2 separate regions of the Homo sapiens genome follow, and region 1 is linked to region 2. Evidence: read pairs that join two places in POLR2A ChIA-PET (ENCODE). Cell type or tissue: PC-9. All regions are shown on one strand. Each heading gives the region's core, and the rest is flanking DNA. Links, peaks and the distances in the headings are about the cores only.

Region 1 (2,921 bases), core at 98-2,597, 540 kb before region 2:
GTTACAGAACTATAGAATAATGATCAAAACCAGGAAATTATCACTGGTGGCCGGGCACGGTGGCTCACACCTGGAATCCCAGCACTTTGCGAGGCTGAGGCGGGTGGATCATCTGAGGTCGGGAGTTCGAGACCAGCCTGGCCAACCTGGTGAAACCCCATCTCTACTAAAAATACAAAAATTAGTCAGGCGTGGTGGCAGGCGCCTGTAATCCCGGCTACTCGGGAGGCTGAGACAGGAGAATCGCTTGAACCTGTGAAGCGGAGGTTGCAGTGAGCCAAGATCGCGCCACTGCACTCCAGCCTGGGTGACAGAGCGTGACTCCATCTCAAAAAAAAGAAAAAAAAGAAAAGAAAAACATTATCACTGATACTATACTATTAACATACAGACCTAATCAGAATCTTACCAATTCTTCCAATGTTCTTTTTCTACTGCAGGATCCTACTTTCTTTTTAACTAGCTTGGCTCTATGGAAAACATTTCTTGATTTACACCACTTTTTATTAACAGTTTTCAAATGAAATTTAATTCAAAATCAACTTTTTGTAAATAATAGTATGCCTATAATATACAACATGCCCTATGAATGGAATTACGTTGGTACTTAATTAAAACAGTCCTGAAAATACAAAAATTCAAAAATTCCTGAGCAAAACAAGAAATGTTCCACCACATTTCTATAAAACACAGTACAGGTATTATAATAAATTTTTATTTTTTTGAGACAGGCTCTCACTCTGTCGCCCACGCTGGCCTACAGTGGTGCAGTCACAGGTCACTACAGCCTTGACCTGGCTCAAGTGATCCTCCTGCCTCAGGCTCCTGAGCAGCTGGGACTACAGATGCCTGGCTAATTTTTGTATTTTTTTTTTTTGTAGAGGAGGGGTTTTGTTATGTTGTCCAGGCTAGTCTCTATCTCCTGGCTCAAGAGATCAGCCGGCCTCAGCCTCCTACAGTGCTGGGATTACAAGTGTGAGCCCCCATGCCCGGCCAATATTTAAATTCTTAAGTGCCATATATTCAAAAAATATTGGGGTTTAACTTGACTTTGTAATCATGTTGAATGAAAATAATTCATATTTGGTCCACAAATAACAATAAATTGGTATAGTTTGAACAGACCCCCTTCCTGGCAATAGTCCTTTAGTGTGGCAATGGTAATCTTAAAAGTAGTACTCCCTTCATAAGATCTGACTCATTTTATTATAAATAAGCACAGACCTTTGAAAATATATTTCTACTCCTGTTAATACAACGAGGCAAGATTATGCAGGTACTATTCTTATTAATGTATCTTTTATAATGCAGCTTTGGGAAGTCAATGCTAAGACAACATAGACTCTGAAAGAGAAGGAGATATAATAACATTTTAAAGAAACACCAAAACTCAAAAACCATAATGGAGTGAAGCTCTTTACTGGGGTGGCAGACAGCTCTTTATTTATATCCTGCCTTGGTAGAAAAACAAGAGTGTGGCACATAATTTAACCTTTCCCCAGTGACTCAGCATCACTATTATAAATATCAGACAATTTGCTGTGACACTGACTCATTGTCAAAAGGTTAATTATGTCCCAGGTGCTTCATTCGAGAAGCAAGAAAGGTGTATAACAAAAGAGTTTAATCAGAAATGTTTCAAATACAGCAGACTTCTGAATTTAACAGAAATGCTTCAGTTGATCTGAAAAATTAAGTTATGAAGCGAATATTTTCTCCAAAGAGACCAGAGACATTGGGTGTACTTATAATAACGAATTTGATCCATGACTTAAATCAGGTGGGAACTTGACTTTGGCATCTTTGCTTCTTTATCTATTCAAATCTAAATGTGTATGAAGACAGAGCTCTTCAAGGTCAACAACCACATCTGATTAATCTTTGTATCTCTCTTCCTGATCTTCCTTTGATCCTGGTACAAAGTACTATAATGCTCAAGAAATGTTACTGAACAAATGGAAAGAGGAGGACAAAGAACTCTATTTTCTCAAGAGACTAAGGCTTTACACAGAAAAAATAATAATATAGCCAAGAGAGTAAAATAAAAGTAAACCCATGGTTATTGTCACTCTGAGGGGTTAGGCTATGAACCAATTTTTCTTGATGTTATTCTATCTGGACTCCCAAGTGGAAGCTTATAGATAACCAGCCTTGATAACCGTCACTGGGAGGTGGGAGGTGGGGTCCTGTAATCTAATGCAGACTAGTCCAGATTATTTTTGGCTCCATTTAACAGCTCGTAAAATAATTTTCTGTCTTTTACCAGTTCTAAGAGTCTTTCCCACTGAAATGTACATCTCAGGGGAATGAGACAGAAGGCTCCTTCCCTAAGGAGCTGTGTCATCTTTCCCTTGGACTTGGGTCATTTATTCAGCAAACTGATGAACAGACAAGATACAAGGGTGGTGAGAAGCAGAATGGAGAAGAATCTTATTTTGTTCTTAAGTTTCAGAATTTCCTAGAGAAGTGGAAATTAACTGCAAAACACCAAAACAACCAAATATATTTTTATTTAAATGGACTCTTTTTTTCCATATCATCCCTCCTGACAGCCTCCACCACAAGCCTTTGAGTGGGTTTCCCAAAGTGCCTTTCATGGGACAGCAGTCCTTGTGAGTAACATCTGAATAATGTCAACCTACCTGTAGTCTACAGCAATACTGTGCAGCAGGCAACAGGTCTCTTATTTCAAAACGGGTGTCTGTCCCATGATAAATGAGTTCTAAGGATTCTTCATCTTCTCCCCATTCCAACCTGTACTCTGAGATGTCAGCACCAGAACTATCAGGACTCTGGAAAGGCAGAAATGGAAGTAGTTAATAATGCCACTGAGAAGAGAATCCTACTGTGCTTGTATTCAATTAACTAAAATGGGAAAGAGAGCAACATGCCCCAGAATATTTCAAATACATATAAAAGAA
Region 2 (2,921 bases), core at 239-2,738:
GCATCCATGTTTCTACAAAGGACACGATTGTGTTACTTTTTATGGCTGCATGGTATTCTATGATGCATATGGACCACATTTTCTCTTATCCGGTCCATAGTTGATGGGCATCTAGGCTGACTCCATGTCTTTGCTATTGTGACTAGTGCTGTGGTGAACATATGAATTTGTGTGTGTTTTTGGTAGAACAACTTATTTTCTTTTGGATATATACCCAGTAATGGGGCTGCTGGGTTGAATGGTAGTTCCGTTTTGAGTTCTTTGAGAAATCTGCAACTGCTTTCCACAGTGACTGAACTAATTTACGTTCCAACCGACAGTGTATAAATGTTCTCTTACAGGATGTTTTTTTAAAAAATTTTTTTTCTCTTATAATTTCACTTTTGTTGTGGTAAAATATGTACAACATAAAATTTACCATTGTAGCCATTTTTAAGTGTACATGTAGTGGCATTAAATACATTCACATCGTTGTGCTACCGTCACCACCATCCATCCACAAGACTCTTCATCTTTCTTACAGGGTTTTAATAACATTTTAATGATAATGGTTGTGTTGCAGGCTTTAGTTTTATCACTAAGCAAGGTTTGAGTTCCTTCTCGTAGCTTTAGAGAAATGCACCTTTTAAACTTTTTTTTTTGAGACAGGGTCTCACTCTGTTGCCCAGGTTGGAGTGTAGTGGCACAACAGCCTTGACCTCCTAGGCTCAAGTGATACTCCCATCTCAGTTTCTGAGTAGCTGGAACTAGAGGTGCGCATCACCATCCTTGGCCAGTTTTGTTTGTATTTTTATAAAGATGGCGTCTCACTGTGTTGCTAGGGCTGGTCTTGAACAGCTGGGCTCCCGCAATCCTCCTACTTCGGCTTCCCAAAGTGCTGGATTACAGGCATGAGCTACCATACCCAGCTGAGAAATGCACTTTTAAAAGAGAAAAGGTAAAAAGCCATAGCCAGACTGTTTAACAAATCTTATCTACAGCAGGAAAGACCTAATACATTACTGTTTGAGGATAAGCTTGTGATGTATTTAAACTTGTGTCTAAGGGTATTGTGGGGTTTAGCTGTCAAGAGGAAGGAACACGTAAGGGAATTATTGTTATTGATCATTTCCTCTCCTGAGTATCTATCAGAAAAATAACAATTGTCAGTGTTGTCCTCTATAGCAGTGCAAATAGTACCTATCTAAACTATGCTTGAGCTCAGGTAGTGTTGCCTTTTTAGTAACTAAAAGCAGTGTGTAGCAATTTCCTGTCCATCCCAGATGTTTACTAAAGATTGATACTAGGGGACCCAACACATAAGATATGTCTCTTTAAACTTGTAGTTAGGCTGAGTCATTGTGTTCACAAGAAAAGCTGTAGCTCTGCAAGGTCTGGTTTTGTGTTTACAATCCTTTAAGTCTTAGCACCACAAAATAAAATGTATTTGCTAGGGTGTGGCTAAAAGTTGTTGCAGGGTTAAAATGAGAAACATGTAAACCTAACTTTCCCATAAGCCTGTGACATTTCTGATTACAAAGAGAATCATACAAATCGCATCTTATGCTTCAGTGGGAACACATTCCAGTGTGTTAGTTTCCCTAAATTCACAGTGCAGTGTAAAATCTGGACCCCAGCTGTTTTAGTGCTGGGTTATTAAGCAAAAGTGTATGTTACGTAAGTGTTTCATAGTGTCACAGTGTTTTTTTTCTGTTGTGAAACTTTCTTAATTTTTAAATTTATTGAGCAAACATTACAACGACAGAATAAAATGAATTATTTATTTAATAAACACTTACGTGGTGTTTACTTTGTGCCTTGCACTCATCTAAGCATTTTACAAACATGAATACATTTAACCCTCAGAACAACCCTGTAAAGTAGGTAATCTTATTATGGCCGTTTAATTTATTTATTTATGTTTGTTTTACTGTATTTTATTTTGTAGAGATGAGGTCTTGCTATGTCACCCAGGCTAGTTTCAGACTTCTGGGTTCAAGTGGTCCTCCTACCTTGGCTTCCAAACGTGCTGGGATTCACAGGCATGAGCCACTGAGCCTGGCCTATGCCCATTTTATAGATGAGGCAGTTTGAGGCATAGTGAGATCCCACAACTAGCACATGGTAGAGCTGGGGATCCATCCCAGGCAGCTTGCACCCAGAGTTTTGACACTGCTGTCTGTCTAGAAAAAAACATAACCTGTGATTCCATCCTCTTAACAAACTTTTTTTTAGGTTTTTTTATTTCCATTTCGTCCTTGTTCTTTGACATAATTGCAATTATAGTGCAACTCAGACAATCTGTTCAAGTCCTTTATTTTTCGGAAAACGAAATTAAGGTGGAGCATGGGTATGTCAAAGGGTAGAAGCACTGGGGCAGGGTCCTGGAGATCCTCTGCTGGGCCAGGCCTTAACTCCTGATTGTGAGGAGATTGGGCCAGGGATCCTGGGAGAGTCTGGGAGGCCAGGTGTATTTGGAAGGGGTTGGGTGTTATGTGCAATATTTCCAGAGGGAAGCATTTCAATATTTTAATAATTGTTATGACCATACTAGAGCTAATCTGCTAAATAAGGGCCCACATTATGGCCGACTGGGTCATGGCAGGTCTTGCTTCCTAGGGCTCCAGAATCCTGGATTGCTTCCCCCGTTGCTCCTAATGCCCGTGACCCTCAGCTCCCCTCTGGATGAGGGCAATATTTTATTCTGTACTCAATCATTTTTTGAACTTTTTGGATCTAGAGTTGGGAACCTTTTGGAAGCCTCTGACGCACAAAAGAAAACCAGCCAAAAGCAACATGGAAATAAAAATAACTTAGTTTAGTCAGTTCTTTTGTTAAGAAAGAGAGAGAGAGACTTCTGAGGCCATAAACTTATGAACTTTATATTAAGAACAGGAAAATAAGGGTTCAGAATTTAACAGTGATCTTTTTCAAAGTAGGCT

What was found. Peaks named below come from ENCODE experiments on the same cell type or tissue, not always from the same donor. Only the 100,000 strongest peaks of a DNase experiment are listed, where the experiment ranks them.
Region 1: POLR2A ChIA-PET joins it to region 2 with 11 read pairs; 2 of 35 experiments call an interaction of 5 or more read pairs at or near these places.

The regions. Positions count from the first base shown.
Region 1 is chr3:172,347,083-172,350,003 of GRCh38, reverse strand. FNDC3B (fibronectin type III domain containing 3B) reads right to left here. Exons shown (of 26, transcript NM_022763.4): 21 at 2,643-2,792. Among named protein-coding and RNA genes, the nearest start is that of GHSR, 100 kb to the left of the region's middle. In PC-9, for the core only: no CTCF peak of the experiment used is centred there; a DNase peak (open chromatin) is centred at 1,523; H3K27ac peaks cover 2,265 bases.
Region 2 is chr3:171,805,015-171,807,935 of GRCh38, reverse strand. The region is part of intron 1 of PLD1 (phospholipase D1); the gene reads left to right. Among named protein-coding and RNA genes, the nearest start is that of PLD1, 4.0 kb to the left of the region's middle. In PC-9, for the core only: no CTCF peak of the experiment used is centred there; a DNase peak (open chromatin) is centred at 1,415; H3K4me3 peaks cover 1,057 bases; H3K27ac peaks cover 2,500 bases.